2 separate regions of the Mus musculus genome follow, and region 2 is linked to region 1. The links are chromatin loops, found by intact Hi-C in ENCODE. Cell type or tissue: heart. All regions are shown on one strand. Each heading gives the region's core, and the rest is flanking DNA. Links, peaks and the distances in the headings are about the cores only.

Region 1 (10,448 bases), core at 939-8,938:
TTATAGTATATGAAACATATTTCATATATATTTATATAAAAATATTTATAAATATAAAATGTATATAAATTAAACATATAATATATTACATACTTTAATATATATCATATATAATTATATATATTGTTATATATACATTATATAAGATAATTATATCTAATATATACATAAACATAAATATATACTTAAACTATTTATGTTATTTACATTATATCTAATATATTATAGATATATATATGCAATATGTATATTAATATTGATAAATATATGATATATACATAAATTTCAATATATAAGTGAACATATGTGAATGTATGTGTAAGTTTAAGGGTTTGTATAAAAACTGATAAATATAAAAAGACAAATGTTTACCTATAAACCATACATTATAATCCATAGACATAATATAGATTCAGGAAGTGACTCCACCGTGACAGGACGTGGCCATACCATGACCAGACATGAGAATACTGGGATAGGAAGTGGCTGCACAGTGACAGGAAGTGATTATACCCTGACCGGAAGTGACCATGTTGTCACATGAAGCGACCACACCATGACCAGAAGGGACTGGAAGTGACCGTGTCGTCACAGGAAGTGGCTACAGCATGACCAGAAGTGACCGTATCATAACTGGAAGTGGCCGTAACATCAGGATTTTCTTCCTGTTTTTGTTGTTTCTCAGCGTCGGTATGGTTTTGGAGTAGGCAAACCTGCCTGAGTCGTACAGAGCATCGAGGCCGAGGCACCAGGTGTTGGGAACCGCTGTGCTGTGCAGTGGGCCTTGCTTGGACTTATCTTGTATAAAATTATTTTATTATATATTAGATATATGTTATATTATATATCATTTTTAAATATATATTTTATTATATATTACTCATGTATATATACACATTATATATTATATATTTTCTGCTATTATATTGTAATATACTGTCCTTCATGTTACATACACTACATATTATCACACGTTACAGATCACTTTTATTATATAAAAAAACTTTTTAAAAAGTATTCAGAAGTACAAACTCTGGACCGCGGACGCAGCCATCCAGAAAAATATAAATTTGAAGTTAAAATTTAAAATATTATTATTATTACTATTATTATCATTATTATTTTAAATGTGAAAAATTGTTATAAAAGCATATGTTGTACTATATATTATTATCATGTTATATATTACGTTCCTTAGTGTTATCGCATCCTTATATACTGTGTCTCGCTTGGTGTCTGCTGACCCCTAACACCCTGTTTTCCATTTTATATTCCTGCACAAACATGACCAAGAAGCACTTGGAGAAGAAAGGTTTTATTCAGCTTAGTCTTTCACATTGCTGTTCATCACCAAAGGAAGTCAGGACTGGAACTCAAGCAGGTCAGGAAGCAGGAGCTGATGCACAGGCCATGGAGGGATGTTCTTTACTGGCTTGCCTCCCCTGGCTTGCTCAGCCTGCTCTCTTATAGAAGCCAAGATTACCAGCCCAGAGATGGTCCCACCCACAAGGGGCCTTTCCCCCTTGATCACTAATTGAGAAAATGCCTTACAGCTGGATCTCATGGAGGCATTTCCTCAGCTGAAGCTCCTCTCTCTGTGACAACTCCAGCCTGTGTCAAGTTGACACACAAAACCAGCCAATACAATTGACCCCTTGTCAACTTGACACACAAACACATCCCTAGTAAGCCTCAACCCTTAGTTCTTAAAAAGTCCCACAATCTTTACATATTAAAAGTTCAATCCTCTAAAAATATCCAATATCTTTTAAAATCTAAAGTCTTTACAATTAAGTCTCTTAACTGTGGGATCCACTAAAATACTTCCTTCCCTCACATGTACACATATATAGCAGCAGCACACCGCGGTGCCTAAAACCTGTGGTCAGTTTTTTATGTTGGCAGCGCAGGGGGGCGGGAAGGGATGAAAGCAGGTGTGACACTGAGGCAGGGGGATTCCCTTGAGTAAGGACGAAGCTGAGGCAGGGGGATGACATGGTGATGTAGCCACCCTCTCAATCTGCCTGTCAATCACCAGCTCCGCCCACTCAGCTGTGCTCACCAATCAGAAAAAAAACTCAGCTGGGCGGTGGTGGCCCACGCCTTTCATCCCAGCACTTGGGAGGCAGAGGCAGGCGGAATTTCTGAGTTAAAGGCCAGCCTGGTCTACAGAGTGAGTTCTAGGACAGTAGGGCTATACAGAGAAACCCTGCCTCAAGAAAAAACAAAAACAAAAAACAAACACACACACACACACACACACACACACACTCTCTCTCTCTCTCTCTCTCTCTCTCTCTCTTTCTCACAAAAAGGGGAGCATTGCAGTGACAACCTTTCGCCACCAGGTGGCAGGCCAGAGCATCTGTCTCAGGGTTAAGCCCAGAGACACCAAGTATGGGGAAAACCAACATTATGGACTGGTGAGATGGCTCAGTGGTTAAGAGCACTGACTGCTCTTCTGAAGTCCTGAGTTCAAATCCCAGCAACCACATGGTGGCTCACAACCATCCATAAAGAGATCTGACACCCCTCTTCTGGTGCATCTGAAGACAGCTAGAGTGTAGTTAGATATAATAATAAATAAATCTTAAAAAAACCAAAATATAGAGAAATAGATAGATGGATAAATAAATAAATATTAAACATTCAAAAATTAAAAATAAAAAATAATTAGAAAAAATAACAACCCAGTCTCAAAAAAAAAAAAAAAAACAAAAAAGAAAGAAAAAAAAAGGATTTTTCTTTTGATAGGGGACTAATATCCAATATATACAAAGAGCTCAAGAAGCTAGACTCCAGAAATTCAAATAATCCCATTAAAAAATGGGGTTCAGAGCTAAACAAAGAATTCTCACCTGAGGAATATCGAATGGCTGAGAAGCACCTGAAAAGGTGTTCAACATCCTTAATCATCAGGGAAATGCAAATCAAAACAACCCTGAGATTCCACCTCACACCAGTCAGAATGGCTAAGATCAAAAATTCAGGTGACAGCAGATGCTGGCGAGGATGTGGAGAAAGAGGAACACTCCTCCATTGTTGGTGGGATTGCAAGCTTGTACAAGCACTCTGGAAGTCAGTCTGGAAGATCCTCAGAAAATTGGACATAGTACTGCCGGTAGATCCAGCAATGCCTCTCCTGGGCATATACCCAGAAGAAGTTCCAACTGGTAATAAGAACACATGCTCCACTATGTTCATAGCAGCCTTATTTATAATAGCCAGAAGCTGGAAAGAACCCAGATGTCCCTCAACAGAAGAATGGATACAGAAAATGTGGTACATGTACACAATGGAGTATTACTCAGCTATTAAAAACAATGGATTTATGAAAGTCTTGGACAAATGGATGTATCTGGAGGATATCATCCTTAGTGAGGTAACCCAATCACAAAAGAAGTCATTAGGTAGGCACTCACTGATAAGTGGATATTAGCCCAGAAACATAGAACACCCAAGATACAATTTGCAAAACACAAGAAAATCAAGCAGAGGGAAGACCAATGGGTGGATACTTCATTTCTCCTTAGATTGGGAACAAAATACTAAAAGGAGTTACAGAGACAAAGTTTGGCGCTAAGACGAAAGGATGGACCATCCAGAGACTACCCCACCTGGGGATCCATCCCACAATCAGCCACCAAACCCAAACACTATTGCACAATGCCTGATAGATTTTGCTGAAAGGACCCTGTTATAGCTGTCTTATATGAGGCTATGTCAGTGCATGGCAAATACAGAAGTGGATGCTCACAGTCATCTATAAGATGGAACACAGGGCCCCCAATGAAGAAGCTAGAGTAAGCACCCAAGGAGCTGAAGGGGTCTGCACCCCTATAGGTGGAACAACAATAGAACTAACCAGTACCCCCAGAGCTCATATCTCCAGCTGCATATGTAGCAGAAGATGGCCTAGTCGGCCATCACTGGGAAGAGAGGCCCCTTGGTATTGCAAACTTTATATACCCCAATACAGGGAAGAACCGGGAGTGGGAAGGTAGGGGAGCAGGGCAGAGGGAGGGTATAGAAAACTTTCCGGATAGCATTTGAAATGTATATAAAGAAAATATCTAATAAAAATAAATAAATTAAATAAATAAAGTCTAGTCCCATGAAAAAGAAAACAAAAACAAAAAACAAAAAACAAAAAAATCAACCCAGTCTCGAAAAAAAAAAAAAAAAGAAAAAGGGGGCGAGGCTCAGAGGACCCAAAGCCGGAACAGAACTACAACTCCCAGCATGCCTCGAGGCTGAGGCAGGGACATGCCCGCCACTGCACTGACCTGAGATGGCGGGAGAGAGACTTCCTGTCCACGGCCAGTGACTGCCTGCTTCCAATCCGCTGTCCCCGGGACAGCGGCGCTCACGGCGGCGGCGGAGAGACCCTGGCGGGCCGTTTTCGGGTGGCAGCGGCGGGAAAACAGGAGGCTCGGGTCTGTGCACGCGCTCTGCTTGAGAGTGCTGGTCTGTGGCGGGAAGTCCCGCCCACTCCGCTGTGATTGACGGCAGCAGCTTCCAATCGGGAAGCTTCCCCACTCACTGTTTCCAGGAGCAGGGAACAGCGCCAGAAGTCCCGCCCGCCCGACCGTGACTGACAGCCCCAGAGACTGAAACCGCCCCCCCCCGCCCCCCGCAGAGAGATCCGCGTCTGCAAAGACAAGGGCGGGCGGCCGTGATTTTTATATAAAATAAAAAAAGTCTCGTGTGCTTATCGTGTGGGAGCTCACGCTGTAGCCCAGGTTGACCTCGAACTCAGAGATCCACTGCCTCTGCCTCGTCCCAAGTGCTGCTGGGATGAAAAGCGTGTGCCACCCCTGCCTGGAGACCCTAAAACTCTTAAACCCCAAAAATAAAACCCTAGCATTTTAAATAAAAATACTCAAGAGCACTAAACACTACTCTTTAAAAAAGCAGCAAAACCCTGACACCCCCCAAAAAACTCTAAATGTCTGGGGCGAGGCCGGAGCGCTCAGAGGTCCTGTCACTCGATTCCCAGAGACCCCCACGCAGGCTCACACCCTGTGCAGCTATAGTGAGCTCACATAGACGCGAGATAGATGAATAAATCTTATAAAAATCACCTGAGACACACGAGAACCCGTCCTGTACTGGGGCTTCAGAAATACTGAAACAAAAGAATGCAAACGGGAAAAAGCATCCTTCTTTGCATAGGTTTAATAAATTACTAAGGGTGCCATCCTTGGGTCGCTGACATCTTGTCTTCATAGGAACTAGACTAGAAAGAAAACCACTCAATGTCTGTAGCTATTTCCCAGCCTTAATGATGTAAAATATTGTACTTCTTTATAAACAGGCTGTTGACCCTACTTTAACTCAATGGACTGCTAGAATCAAGAATTATTCTATCAGAGAGCACAGACAGATCAGACACGCTGGCTGCACAGCATATTCAGAACTTCCAAGGGATTTATTAATCAGAGCAGGGCATTGTAGGCCTTAGCCTGGCTCACAGAACCAAAAGTAGTCACCCAGCTTGTGGAACAGGACTTTGCTATACAAGTAGTCACCCCTGTTCATGTCTTTGTTCTCTATGCCCTTTGTTACCCATAGTAATCTGTGGACAGAAACTATTGAATGGAAAATTCCCAAAATAATTCATACATTTGTTCTATTTTATTTGTAGTAGTTGTGGCTGATTGCTAGTGCCTAATTTGTCAATTAAGTTTTATCATAGGTATTATATAGAGGGCACACATAATCTATCCAGTCCATGGCTGCATAAGCCATGGGTTCAGGCTTGTGCATAGAACCCCAGAGTAGGCAGTTGAGATTTACAGATATACTTAATGTTGATCAGTCTGTCCACCAGACCCAAACCAAGAAACAAGCAGATAATTCTGGCACTGGGAAATTTAGAAACATGAGGAAGGGGAGACCTTTGGATGGAGTCATTGTTAAAACTGTGAAGCCACACAGTAAGGACAGGAGCCAAGATGGATAAGCTGTAACAGCAAAGAATATGCAATAGTTAGAGTCATCCCTCTTGGGAAAATACTGTCGCTGCTCCCAAATCTGGTTTTTTAAATTTGTTTGTTTGTTTGTTTGTTTATCAAGCAATCATATGTACGTGTGTTTGTCTTTGTGTGGCTGTACACATGTGAGTGTAGGTGCATGTAGAGAGGTCAGAGATTTTCATATTCCCTGGAGATGCAGTTAAAGGTGGTTATGAACCTTGTGACATGGATTCTGGGAATCTATCTTAGATCTTCTAAAAGTTCCCTACATGTTCTTATCCTCTGAGGCATCTCTCCAGCCACACATGTATACAATACACACACACACACACACACACACACACTTAAAAATTCAATGGAAAACTTCTGATCATCCCTCTCAGCACCCCAAATCCACTTGTCTTCTGTGGTGGGTTCAATATATTTTTTCCTATCCTCAGATCATTGTTTTACTGATGGACTGACAGAGGTTCAGTTAATTTGTTCTCATCATTAAATTTGGTACATTTTGTGGCTTTTAAGGGTAATATCAGTTGAAGAATAAACCCCCCCTTTGGTCTGATAGATTGATTTAAAAACCTCTATCTTGTATCTGCCTTTCAATACCACCATCATATCTGGCATTTCATGCATTATAAAGTGTCAAATGGGTTTTAAATGCCCCCATTCCATGATGGGAGACACAAACAGAATAATTAATCACTGTGAAGAGTGTCGAAACATAAAGTAGGTTATCCAGAAATGTAGCCTCTTGAGCAAGTGCACTGTGGATATCAGTCACAGTGATGTCATCAGAACTTCAATAATGAATTGGGGAGTAATACAATTCCAACATTAACAGGGAAAAAACAAAATTGTAGAAGTTGCCAATATGGTCAAAAAGTATGAAGTGTGTGTATTTTTTCATTAATTGAAGGGACATTTATTGGGTGCTTAGTATTGATAACCTGAATGACTGACATGTGTATCATGTGATTGGAGTCCAAAGGTTGACATTGAGTGCTTGCCCCCATTGTACTGTGTTTGATTTTGTTTTGCATTTGTCTGTTTGTTTGTTTTGCTGGCTTTTGGAGGGGGGTGGGGCATGTTGTTTGCTGGAAACAGAGTCTCTCAATGACCCTGGAGTTCTCCAGATCAGTTTAACTATCCGGCCAGTGAGGTCCAGGGCTCTCCTGTCTTCACCTCCCCAGCTCTAGGATATCGATATGGGCCACCATGCCTGAGCTTTTACATGGGTGATGGAGATCTGAATCCAGGTCCCTCTGATCCTGTGCTGTGCATTTTACTGGCTGAATAGTGTGTGTGTGTGTGTGTGTGTGTGTGTGTGTGTGTGTGTGTGTGGTGTGCATGAGTGTGCGCTAATGCAGGTGACCAAATCAGAAATAGGGCAGAGGCATTGAATGTCCTGGATTTGGAGTCATTTGCAGTTGTGAGCCACAGGGCAAGCATGAGTGCTGGGATCCAAACGCAGGTCTTCCTGAAGACTCTTCTAAGACTGAGTACTCTAAACTACTGGATTCTTTCCAGCTCCCCGAGAGCTTATATCCAAAGGAGATGTATACAGCTTTCTTGACAAATGCAAACCCCATATTACACATTTAACTCTTTTATGCTTAGCACATAAAGACACTATGCATTCTCTCCCCTATACATGCTCAACTGGTTATTTCCAGTTATTTTAACTATCTATCACAAAACTGAGAATTCTGAGTTACTGAAGAGGCAAGCCATGTCACCAGCTCATTAGAGACACCTTTGGGCCCCAAACAGGCTCATTTTCTCTTAGATCTTTCTCAGTCCCAACAAGCTTGGTGTTCTCATTTCTAACACAGCTGTTCAATAATCTCATTATCTCACTAAGAAACAAAAGGTGTTCCAACAGCAAGGGAGTGTTGAAAGTGAAACATGGAACGCATTAGACCCTTTAGGCCAGGCACAAACACTACAGTCCCTGAGTCACTAGGAGAGACCACGTTATGTCCAGCACATTCTATTAGGACATGCACAATTCAGTGGAGAAAAGCATTTCCTCTAAACATTGATATTTTATGGGCTTCTTCCAATAATATTGGTAACTACGAGATATTCTTATGGAAAGACACTCATCGCATACCACCAAATGCCTCATTATTAAATTTTATGATTCTATGGTTTTGAAAGAAAAGTATGGATTAGGGGGGTGAATTAGGATGAACTAGGAGATGGCTCAGAGGATAAGAGCATTTGCTGTACAAGTATGGGCCCTGAGATCAGATCTCCGTCACCTCATTAAAAGCCCCTCGCAACAGCACTTTCCTGTCACCTGCTAAGGAGTAGAAACAGGAGAATCCCAGGGACTTGCTGGCCAGAAAGTCTAATCAGAACAGTGAGCGTCTGGTTCAGTACGAGTCCCTGTCTCAAAAACTAAGGTGGAGCGTGACTGAGGAAGACGCCCACCATCTAGCTCTGACCTCTAGTCACATACACACAGGTTCAGACACCAGTACACAAACAGGCATATGCCACACATTCACACACAAAAAAGAAAAGCATAAATTGGGTGATAATAATAGAATATACTATTCTATTATTGGATGATAATAATAGAGTGATGAATAAATAATTCATACTTTTTTCAGCAATCGAAACTTTTTTTGTTCTAAAAACAATACTTTTGGGAGCAGAGGAGAGAGCCTTTTCATTCAGAAACAGAGGATGGGGGTCTGTTTTCAGCACAAATTACCCTGAGTTGTGATATAAACATTCATATGACCTTTCTTTCTTCATCTAATTCAAGAGTGTTGGTGGAAGTGACTGTAATTTTCAGGAAGCTCCAAAGACTTAAACATAGCTTGTTGCCACCTGCACTCCTGGCTTATAAAGCCACTGAAGGGAGGAGACAGACTCTCAGGAATCAAGAAACAATGTGAAAGCAAGGTCACTTGACAGTCTCAAAAGCAGAGCTGTTCTGTAATTCACCTACTTGTCCCCGTGGTGCTGAGAACCCATGAATGTAACCTCAGAGAGAAGGCCACTTCATGGACATGGAATGATACGAGTCATAGATCCCTTTGCAAGACAATATGAAAAGGACTTATAAGACTCTTTAGACTCCTTCAGGCTTGGTAGCAACTAGTGCACATTACTATAGAAAGTGAATGGATGCTTTGAGGATATATATGAGTGTTCAAAGTGGGAAAAAAAACCTCTCCAATATTTCCACATTTACTTATTAAAACGTGCTATCAAAACTGAAGAGGAGTTGAAGTCTTCCACTGTCTGACTCCCAGCTTTTCTATAAGGTTATAGTAATGAACTCAATGTGGAATGTACGTAGACACAAACACAGAAGACTGAGAAGTAGACCCATCGTCAAGGGAGAAAATGTCATTACACATGGTATTGGTGGATGACAGAGATGGGTCATGGTTAAAGTACTTGCCAGGCAAGCATGACAACCTGAGTTCAACTCCCTGGGCCAATGGGGGAAGGAAACTTTAAAAATATGTCCTCTGACCTCCATATGCATACTGTGGTACATTTACATGTATGTGCACATGTGTACACACACACACACCACCACCACCACCACCACCATTATCATAAAGTGAATAAATTTAGTGACGTGGAAAGTGAGATTCTATATGCAAAAAGAAACAGTCTTTTGAGCAGCCAATATACAATTACCGAATCTTAATTGAGAAATCCTCTTTCTTTATAGAAAGAGTTGCCTGTAGGAGTAGAAAGACTTCAATCTATATCTGCCAATATTTTAACATTACAGATGAGAAGCCTGGGTTCAATAGAAGTAATTGGGCTCCTGATACTCACTGCATCAGTTAGACATCCGACTTATAGTTTGCACAGATCTTTTTCCAGGGCACCTGCTTCCAAAGGAAATATCTCTAGCAACTGAGCACAAGGGAGGACCTAGACATCACAGACTCTTGCTTCTGGCTCTGTGGCCATTTTAGCACCTTTCAAGCTACTAATTGCCAATAGCTCTAAGGAGTTGGGGATGGGACTTTGTGCCCATCTCCACTCTCCATGATGGAATTTTGCCTGGCTTGAGCTTCCTCAAGTCTTATATATGCTATCACAAGTGCTATGATTTCATATGTTCAACTGCCCTGCTATATAAAGGTTGTCAGAGGTAGTAATCTATGAATATAATCCTAAGTCATTAAGAAACGGTTTGCTAGATGTCCATTTAGCTGAGTAATAGTAGATTCTCCTCTAGGGCCTATAACCTGTTTAGCCACAAGTTCTTGGTCCCCCAAACGGTGCAAGGAATGACTTTCAGCTTGTAGAGTGGGTCTTGAATCCAATCAGAAAAGAATTGGTTGCTCCAATGATATTCTTACCCATCACTGCACCAGTGGGCACGGCTCTCCAGGCTGATCATTGTTCACAGCTGGGTAAGACTAGTGATTCTTTTTAGCCTCTGGTGGCATGCATAGCACCTTCCAGCACTATAGAATCTAGTCAGTC
Region 2 (10,448 bases), core at 1,662-9,661, 360 kb after region 1:
AAACCACTTTTATTATTAATAAACTGCTTGTAAATACTTCTCTCCCATAAAAACTCCTTAGCTGCATAGAAGGTAGGCTTGCTTTTTCCAGTGCTTTCTAATGAAACCAATCTATTAATAGAGAAAGTCTTAAAACACCCCCCACTTCTTTTTCTGAGGACGTTTGTGACTCTCGCTGCTCCCTTCCCTCTGCTCCACAGAGATAACAGTGGCTCTCTGGGGACTTTTAAGCCTTATTATAAGAAACTTATTTAAAACCATTAAAATATTTTCTGCCATTGCAGCTTCCAGAATTAATGTCTCTCTTATAAAATGTACTGCCATATATTAGAAATGGTGACAAACATAATTCAGTCAAAACAGTTGAGAACCCACTGTATTATTTTCTGACTCCGATAAACTACTCATTTACTTTCAGATTCGATATTGAATCTTAAAATCATGTTACTGGGAATGGAGAGAGAGTTAAATGGCTAAGAGCATTTGTTGCTCTTGGAGAGGACCCTGGTTCAATTCTCAGCACTCACATGGTGGCTCACAATGGGCTCCAGTTGTAGGGATTCAGCAGCCTCTTCTGACTTTCCTGGATCCCAGGCATGCGTGTGCTCTGCATATAGAGATACAAGCATAGCATTCATACACGTAAAATAAGATTGATCCTAAAAACAAAGTGGTATGTCTCTTAAATGCATTTTGCTGAGGTCTGGTTAAAACAAATGGTTGTTAAAGATGTAATGGCCTCATGTTTAGGTTTTAGTAACTCATTGTGATATAATGATATATTTAACCTCTTGTCTAATGCATTGTTGCATAAGTATGTTTATATACACATGTGCATATTTATATGTATAATATACACATGCATATATATACATATGCTAAATTCCCTGTTAGTAAAATGCATAGCTTATAATTATTACAGATGTGTCATGTGAGTATATTTGTTATTTCTAGAAGTATTACATCCTTTATTTTGTGTGTGTGCTCAATAGCAAGAGTCCTTACCTACTGAGCCATTTCCCTGAATCAAAGTATTATGTCTTTAAGGTGTGAATTTTGCCAATCTTTACATTGTTGTTTTTTTCTCTCAACACCAAAAGTCTTAATGTAGAGTCATTTGCTATATCCTGGGGTTAAACTCAAAGTAATTTTTATGCCAGGTAGACCATTTTTTTAAAACAAAATTAAACATAAATCCTTCCTCTTCGTTAAATGATAAATACTTGTATTTTTGAGTCTTAAACTTTTTGACGTTTAGTTTCCTTGGATGAAATTTTAACCAACAGTTCATCCATTGGCCCACAGCAAACAGATACGAAGACTCAACATTGTGTTTCATATATATCCCAGACAGTTCTCTTTTAAGATCCCCATGAAGTTTTCATGGAGTCGGGAAACTAACAAAAGCACCAGTTGTAGGAGAGATGCTAATCTGGAATGTCTGATTTGGGCTTTTGCTCTTTATCTTTCTGCTTGACAGTTTCTGTAAAAACCTACAGAAACTTTACATTATACAGAGTACGGATTCTGTACTCAGCAGGAGGCATTCTGTGGCCTCTTTAGGTGCTCTTCTGTGGAGCCAGGACATCACATCCCTTTATGACAGTTGTGAGCCACAGTGTGGTTGGCTGGGAACTGAACTAAGGAAGTGCAGCCCAGGTGCTTCACCGCTGAGTGACCTCACCAACCCCATAATCGATTTAGTATACTTCCTCCTAAGTCCTTCTCACCCTGCCTGTGACTACTACTTTCCTGACTGTGATTGTCTAACTTCTTAAAGATCTATGTCTAGCTGACTTTCATGTCCCCCATCCCCAACAGTGTGCTTGGCCCCGACAAATGTTTCTTGAGTGCATAGACAGTGTTTATGTCATGTCATCTAAATTGAAAGTGATTCTTTAGCAAATCAAAAATATATAATTTCAGACACTATAACAGTCCTTAGGGAAAATAAAGAGATTATGATATTCCTCATGGGATGTATAAATAAATCAAGTTTAGTTAATCAGTTGAGCAACACTTTACTGCTTCTGTGCTGAGTGCCATGTGCCCCAGGTATCATGCTGGTGACTGGGATAAATGGATGTGCGTGTATAAGTATGTCTTATAAGAAATAACTATACAGGGCTGGGGGCTGGAGAGATGACTTAGTGGTTAAGAGCACTGACTGCTTTTCCAGAGGTCCTGAGTTCAATTCCCAGCAACCACATGGTGGCTCACAACCATCTGAAATGGGATCCGATGCCCTCTTCTGGTGGGTCTGAAGACAGCAACAGTGTACTCATATACATAAAATAAATAAATCTTAAAAAAGAAAAAGAAATAAGTAGGCAGTTAAAAAGAAATGTGCCAGGCAGTGGTGGCCCACACCTTTGATTCCAGCACTCAGAAGGCAGAGGCAGGTGGAACTCTCTGAGTTTGAGTCCAGGTTGGTCTACAGATGAGTTCCAGGACAGCTAGGAATACATAGCTGTCTCAAAAATTGAGAACAAAGGAAATCCCTCTAAGTATGTCCTTAGGTGGCATGTAAGGAGAGGATAGCACTGAGAGAGGGAACAAGGCACAGAGTACCCGAGAGTACCAGCCTGCCTGTGCAGCAGTCATTTTGGTGGGTTTCTAGTGATGGTTTCCATGTATTTCTGAGAAGGCTAATTTGATGACAGCATTCCAGTTTTCCAGCTCTTTAAAGTGCTAAGAAATGAATAAGTGGCAAAGCAGGGAAACCATTATGGATGCAGGAATTTATTCAGCCCTCAGCATTAAAATATTACAAGCAGGTTTTTCCTAAATGTGAATTCCTAAATTGTTTTAAATGATTTTACATCTGGGCTTGGCTGTTAACGACTGCCTATTAGTGCTAAGGCTCATTTGAGGGAGGCATTGTTTCTTACATTCTCTCCGCACTAATCTTTCTGCCTAGTTTGAAACTTGTTGCATGTGTATGTTGTATGTGTGTTTGTGCATATGCATGTTCACATGTGTCGGCACACACGTGTGTATGTACGTTGAGGTCTGAAGTTGAAGTTGGAGGTCTTCCTCAATCTCATTCTACTTTAATTTATTGAGGCTGAGCCTCTTGCTAAACTTGGAGTTCTATCTCCTAAAATGTTCCTTTGGGGCTGGAGAGATGGCTTAGCAGTTAAGAACATGGGATGCTCTTCTAGAGAACTTGGGTCTAATTCAGTTCCAGGGGATCAGATGTCCTTTTTTGGCCTCAAGGTGCACCAGGTATGTACGTGGTGCACAGTCATACATGCAGGCAAAATACCCATATACATAAAAAGAAATAAATCTTTAACAAAGTTTACCTTCATTTTCAATATGCTACTTTAATTAATATTTTGATCATGTTTAACCTCCCACCTTGCCCCAATGACTTCTACTTCTCACTTCCAACTTTATCCTTCTGTTTTGTTTTAATAACCTACTGAGTTCAACTTGTACTGTCCATATACTCTTGGGTGTGAAGGTGTCCACTGTAGAGTAGCTCACCTACCATACTAAGATACCTGACTCTCCTTCCTACAGAAGCCATCGACCATCAATCATTCCTTAGGAATGCAGAGTCCTGGGCCCCGCCCCCTCCCACACTACAGTGTTGATTGGCTTGGTCTTGAGCAGGTCTTAGGCAAGCACAGCTGCTGTGAGGCCATGCCTGCAGCGGGCCTGCCATGTCCAGAGGACACTGTTTTACTTTGGTCCTTTTCTGACCTCTTCTCTGATGGTCCCTGAGCTTTGGGGCGGGACTATATGGAGATCACATCTAAGGCTGGTGTGTGGGATTGAATTGATGATCTCTTGTGGCTGAGGACTCCATGAACACTTATTCTCTGTATTTTGATTAGTTGCGAATTTCTGTTCACTGCACAGAGAAACCAACGATGGAGCGCTGTCATAGTTTATGAGTATGAAGAGAAGTGCTCTATGGGTATGAATTCAGAGGACAATTTGTTGTTATGTCCATTTAGTAGCATAATAACATTAGGTCTATCCCTAGGTTTGCAGACTTCCTAACCAGATTTTTAGTACCAGTGCTCCTCTGTGGATCAAGCAGCAGTTTGTTAGCCTGCTACCATCTGTGTCGCTGTTACATCATGGGTACATGCCAATCATTAGTGTAGCTCACGGGTTCACAGCTGGGTGAGGCTGTCCATGCCTCTCCCTCAGCAGCAACTACAAGGTACAGCAGCACCTTCTAGTCCTGTGAAAGCTTGTAGGAGCAAAGAGGCTTCCTGGTCATTACCAATGGGCTTCTTCATGTCCTGTGCTCAAACTGTGTATTACCTTTACCAATAGAGCCCTCCTATCAAACTGTGATTGGCGACCTCATCTTCATTTACTTATACATTTAGTTGGACTTTAATTCATCTTTTAATGAAAGTCTATCAGAATTTATACGATGGCATTATGTTCCCATTTGAATTTATCGAGAGTGCTAGTACATTAATTGAAAGTATTTTCTGATATATATTTATATTTATTCTGAGTATTTTACATTATAAAAATTCATATAGAAAATGAAAATAAAAACAGTGATACCTACCATGCCTAATGGGTCCTGATGTTTATTGAGGGCCATTCTACTTCAGCGATTCTGAGCACAGATTCAAGAGCCGTAGAGGACCTGAGTTTAAGTCCCACTTGCCCACTGTCTAGCTGTATAACATAGATAAGTTATAATTGCTTCATAACCAGGTAGTTTTTTTTAAACTGATAACTAATGATAGCACTGTCCGCCTTATACAGTGGCTGTGAGTTAATGCATATAATGTGTTTACAAGAGTGCTTGCATGTATTTAAAATTATTAAGCATTTAAAATTACTAAGCATGTACCGTGTTATCCTTTATTTTCTCTTTTAATCCTTAAAACAGTTCTATAGAGCTGATATTGTTATTTTCAATTGGCAGGTAAACTGAGGTTCAGAGAGAGAAACATAATTGTTAACATCATAATTATGAAGTGTTTGCAATTTGAATCCAAGAAGCCCGACTTGTCTTTTGAACCAGTAACATTTTAATTTTGAATTAATCAGGATAGCAATAAATTCTCATATTCATGAAGTATTAAGAATAAAGAACATGGGGGAGTGGAAAGTGTGATCAGAATAAATTGTATGGAAAAAAAAGAATAAAAGGACATGAATGTAACTCATAATTGTAATTAAACACTGGTTGAGAAATATGCTTTGGAAATGTCATATTTTACCAGGAAGCAGTAAAGGTTGGTGAACCTCAAACCAATTAGAGTGCAATTACCAGAATTGAAATATTCATGGTGAATTTACTAAATATTTATTAGATTTAGTAAAGTCAGTGAGAAGACAACCTGGCTGGCTTTAGCACCCTCTGGAGGTTTGGCTGCCATTTCACCAGGCTTTGATTTTGTGCAAGGCAATGAAAGCTTCGTGCTCCCTCTAGAGGTCACTAATAGTATATGATTTGCTTTGAACAGAAAAACTTTGAAAGCCTGAAATTAAAAAAAAAAAAAAAAAAAAAAAAAAATCCGACACAACTTTATTGAGTTTGAGTTCCTGAGTTGTCAATCTACTCAGTTAATAGTACGCTGCCAGGGGGAGCGTCTACTGTTCAGTTTCTAAGTGTCCTGCTGCCAAAACATGCCCCTGGCTAGTTGTGTGACAAACGTCCAACACTGGCCTCATTGCTTTGCAGTATAAGCAGAAACAGTTCACAGTGTTTGATTATTCATGAGCTCAGAAAAGAGAGTAATGCCCCTTACAGAGAGCTGCTTTGCTTTCATATATTTTGTTTGCATATTTAACTTTATCTTAGTATTATTCTATGAGTTTAGGTGATTATTTTACTGTTTAGTCTCCCATCTTTTAATCCACTGTTGGAGTTGCTGAGGCGCTTTGCTTCACAAAAGCATACCCAAGAGGTGGTCAGTGACATGTCTGCCTAGCAGCATGACACTTGGGCTGTGTCTTCTCGTTTGCTAAGTGAAGTGGAAATGCAGTACAAATGAGAGCAAGAACAAAAAGATAAATGTTTAGATCTGGCTGTAATTGGTACTGAGGAGGGGAGAAAGAGATTGGGTTCAACAGCTGGTGGATATCTGAGTTGTTTCCACATGTTGGGTCTATGTGGAACACTGTTTTGAGCACCTGACTGTAAATTTGTGTGTGTGTGTTTGCTTCTCTTAGACATACACCGTGGAGCAGAATTGCTAGGTAATGTGTAACTCTGTAGTCAACATTTTGAGAAACTTTGGAAGGTTCTTTTAGAGTATTTTACATTTTCATTTTTTTCTCTATGCCCTGATCAATTCTTGCCTTACTTTTTAAAATTCTAGCTATGCTAGTGAGGATCATGTGACATGCCAGGTAGCTTCCATGTTCAGTGAGGATCATGTGACACGCCAGTTGTAGCTTCCATGTTCAGTGAGGATCATGTGACACACCAGGTTTTGGTGGCTAATGATGCTGGTTATGTTTTCATGAGTATTTGTGTGTCTTATTGGAGAAGTGTTCACTTAGATTCTTTGCCTTCTTAAAAGTTTTTCTTTTGTTAAATATTTTTTTGGACAGTCTTATATGTATGTTTATAACCATTAATTCCTTATAAGATTCAATTTCTTTATTTTTGTTACATCATTTTTGGTGTCATGCCTAAGGCATCAACTGTTGCCTAACCCTGACTCACAAAGATTTACTTCTGGGGCTGGAGAGATGGCTCCGTGGTTAAGAGTGTTGGCTGCTCTTTCAGAGGACCTGGGTTCAATTCCCAGCAATTATGTGGTTCTAACTCGAGAGGATCTAACACCTTCACATAGACACATATGCAGGAAAAACACTCATGCACATAAAGTAATAGACTACTTAAAAGGCTGCTCCTCTTTCTTTCCGTGACACTGAGGATTGAGTGACTTCTCCCACGCGGAGCAAATGCGCTTCCACTGACCCCTATACTCGTAAGGACTCTTTAAAAAGGCCTGGGGTTTTAGCTCTTGATCCTTGTACATCGCAGATCCATTTTACTTAATATTTTTTGTGTGATCCTAGTAACTTTAGATTCTTGCCTGATTTGAGAGACTGTCTGTGCATATTTCAAGACTGGGTTTATTATTTCTAAAATGAGGAGTTGGGCTCAGTGGTGTGAAGTTGTTTCTGTGTAACTATAGCTTAGCTGTCTTTCTGTTCCTTTTAATAGTACCATTATTTGTTGCAATGACCAAAACCCATGTGATAGCAGCTTCAAAAGAAGCATTTTATACCTGGCAATATCGTGTGGCAAAGAAGCTCACAGCACTGGAAATTAATCAGATCACACGGTCTCGAAAAGAAGGAAGAGAAAGGTATGTTTTTTGATATATATTTAATAAGCAACTATACCGTATTGGATCCAGACATAGTTAATTATCTATTGCCATTCTTGAGAAATATACATTGCCTTGATTAATAGAAGTCCTTTTTTTTTTTTTTTTTTTTTTTTTTTTTTTTGGTTTTCTGAGACAGGGTTTCAGGGTTTCTCTGTATAGCCCTGGCTGTCCTGGAACTCACTCTGTAGACCAGGCTGGCCTCGAACTCAGAAATCCGCCTGCCTCTGCCTCCTGAGTGCTGGGATTAAAGGCGTGTGCCACCACAACAGGCTCATAATAGAAGTACTTTTGTTTAATTTGAATATCTTTTAAAAGGATCTATTTAAATTTATCAAAGTAAAAGAAAGTTGGCATGGTGTAAACAAAACAGATTTTTTTTTTGATATTGATAAAGACTGGAAATCTGTGAGGATTTATTTGGTTAGGAAATAGCTGTGTGACCTACTCCACATAGTAGTGGTACACTGAAATTACTGTCATTCAGTTAAAAAATGAGTATCTTACTGAAGCCTCATTCCCATAGGTTAGTTGTATCGGGGTCTTTCTAGGAGGTGACCCTAGCATCAATCAGAAGTAGATGCTTGTCCTTACACACAGGCATAGAGATGCTTGCCCTTACACACAGGCATGGAGATGCTTGCCCTTACACACAGGCATAGAGATGCTTGCCCTTACACACAGGCATGGAGATGCTTGTCCTTACACACAGGCATGGAGGTGCTTGCCCTTACACACAGGCATGGAGATGCTTGCCCTTACACACAGGCATGGAGATGCTTGCCCTTACACACAGGCATGGAGATGCTTGCCCTTACACACAGGCATAGAGATGCTTGCCCTTACACACAGGCATGGAGATGCTTGCCCTTACACACAGGCATGGAGATGCTTGCCCTTACACACAGGCATGGAGATGCTTGTCCTTACACACAGGCATGGAGGAGGGCTTTAGGGAGAGGTGAACTGGGCATGTGGCTTCTTTCCAAAGACTTGGATTCCAGGAGTCTACATTGGAGTGGTTCTGGTAAGTGGGCATAAAGAGGACTCTGCCATTCAGACACATGAGGACAAAGGGACTCCTGAAGTAAGCTTCAACATGAAGATGTGTAAATGTGTTTGGTAAACAACAGGAAGTTCTGTATGAAGTTATTACTTCACAATCCTGAAGTTGTAGTGGACAGGAGGATAAGGCTGGAGGATTCTGAGTTTGAGACATACCAAGGCTACTTAGAGAGAGACTATAAGCAAGCAAGCAAGCAAACAAGCAAGCAAATAAATTAATAAACGGACAGTTACTCTTGATCAGCAGTCAGGCAAAAATCTCACAGCTTAATGGATTTTATTGGGACTGCATAGCTTGGTTGTTCACAGTGGGGATGGCTTTGTTGAACAGATGACTTATATAGCTCTAAATCTTCGCTGGGTAGTTTCTCCTTTTGTGAGATTCAGCCATATCAAGAACTCTTTAAAAAAAAAAAATCAGGGTTTTCCTGTTAGATAAGAATGTTCACTGTAGTCGTTCAGTCCTTAGTTGTAGAGATCATGAAGCAATATAACCCTCCCTTTCTTCACGCTTGTGGTTTGCTCTTTCTAACAGAATTTATCACGTTGATGATGTCCCTTCCGGATCTGTGGATGGGGTGTTTGATTACAGTAAAGCCATTCAAGTAGGTGGTTTGATTTTCGTCAGCGTTACTGTCTGAAGATAAGGAAACGTAATTTTATTAGGGACTCGATCAAGAATGTGGGTCTAGTAAATAGGGCACCACTTTACAATTCCTTAAACACTGTCACATCTGCTTTTTACATGGTGGCTCGGGACCCAACTCAGGGCCTCCGGCTTGGGCAGCAGGCACTTACCTTCTCAGCAGTCTTTGCAGTCCCAAGTTTAAAATGTTCTAAGTTTATGGCTTTGTGACTTTCGGGCTGCATTTACAGCTCTCTTGGGCCACAGCTGTCTGTGAGCTGTGCTGACGGAAATGTTAATAATTTTACCACGTAAGGAACTTTCTCCATGCTCTTCCCTCTCTCATGCTCCTCAGCTGAGAGATCAGTCTGCCCCTGTAGTTCTCCAGAGAGAACAGTGACTTCTGGCTGACTGGTTTGTTAGATATAAGGAACTATGGTGCCTGGCTTTTCTTGCTAAGCACGATGCTCGTCATTAGATCCTGGTGGTTGCAGGACTCTCCTATTTACCCTTCTGGTGTCACGTGCTTACCCCTGAGCACAGCTCTAATAGCTAAGCTTAGGTGTTTCCCCATCTACTTCTCCCTATGTGTTTCTATAATCCACTTGTATCTCTTTTAATAGAGTATTTATAGTTAGATGTTTAATTTATAGTCTTTGGAAGATGCTTTTAAGTAATCTCTTGGAGATCAAGATTTCATTGAAGTAGCATTAGTATTTACTTTAGTGATTGACACATAGTAGGTGCTTAGTAAATAAAATTGTTATATTGGCAAATGTATTACTATATGTTTTAATAATTGCATATGAGTTTTGGATGTCCTTTGTTATTCAATAAATATTACATAAAATGATCGGTTAATTTTAGGGTACAAGGGATCCAATTTGTGCCATTACTGCATCTGATAAGACATTGATTGTGGTAAGTTGAAATAAATTCATTTTATGAATAGTAATTGTTTAAGTTACAGAGCAAGGGTAAATCAAGCATTTTGGATTTAGACTATCATCTTGTGGATGTCCTGTGTTTCTCTAAATCTGAAGAAATGAGGACGTTCTGAAGCTTGTGCACATATTATTAATCATCTGCAAAAATAGTAACGACTTATAAAACCAGCAGGGCGATGGTCAGCCGAGAAGAGACACAGTCATAAAAGTTAGAATGAACCGGTGTATTTTCCAGCCAGTGAAGTTGAGGAGTCCTGGCAATATTTTGCTAACATTTAAAAACAGAAGCAGTGGTATCCTGTTTTTTTTTTGAGCTCTGACGTTTGAAAACATGAACTTCAAAAGTCGCTGATTGAGCAGTGTGTTTGCGTTGCACCAGCAGAGGCTGCCCTGTTCCCTGCTGAGTTCTCTAGCAGTCAGCTCAGTTTGTGGGGAAAGGCTCTTAAGGAGCCTGTATCCTATGGCTTTCCTGCTTTC

The links. Peaks named below come from ENCODE experiments on the same cell type or tissue, not always from the same donor. Only the 100,000 strongest peaks of a DNase experiment are listed, where the experiment ranks them.
Region 2: a loop joins it to region 1, with 10 times the contacts of the local background. A loop is called at or near these places in 7 of 42 quality-filtered maps.

What each region holds. Positions count from the first base shown.
Region 1 is chr12:8,636,556-8,647,003 of GRCm38, forward strand. No RefSeq gene overlaps it. Among named protein-coding and RNA genes, the nearest start is that of Pum2, 32 kb to the right of the region's middle. In heart, for the core only: CTCF peaks have their summits at 2,346 (motif pointing right) and 4,296; DNase peaks (open chromatin) are centred at 2,056, 2,346 and 4,506; H3K4me3 peaks cover 1,529 bases; H3K27ac peaks cover 985 bases.
Region 2 is chr12:8,996,829-9,007,276 of GRCm38, forward strand. It overlaps Wdr35 (WD repeat domain 35), which reads left to right. Exons shown (of 27, transcript NM_001159527.1): 12 at 7,169-7,313; 13 at 8,935-9,004; 14 at 9,892-9,945. Among named protein-coding and RNA genes, the nearest start is that of Ttc32, 28 kb to the right of the region's middle. In heart, for the core only: CTCF peaks have their summits at 2,263 (motif pointing left), 5,380 and 5,593; no DNase peak of the experiment used is centred there.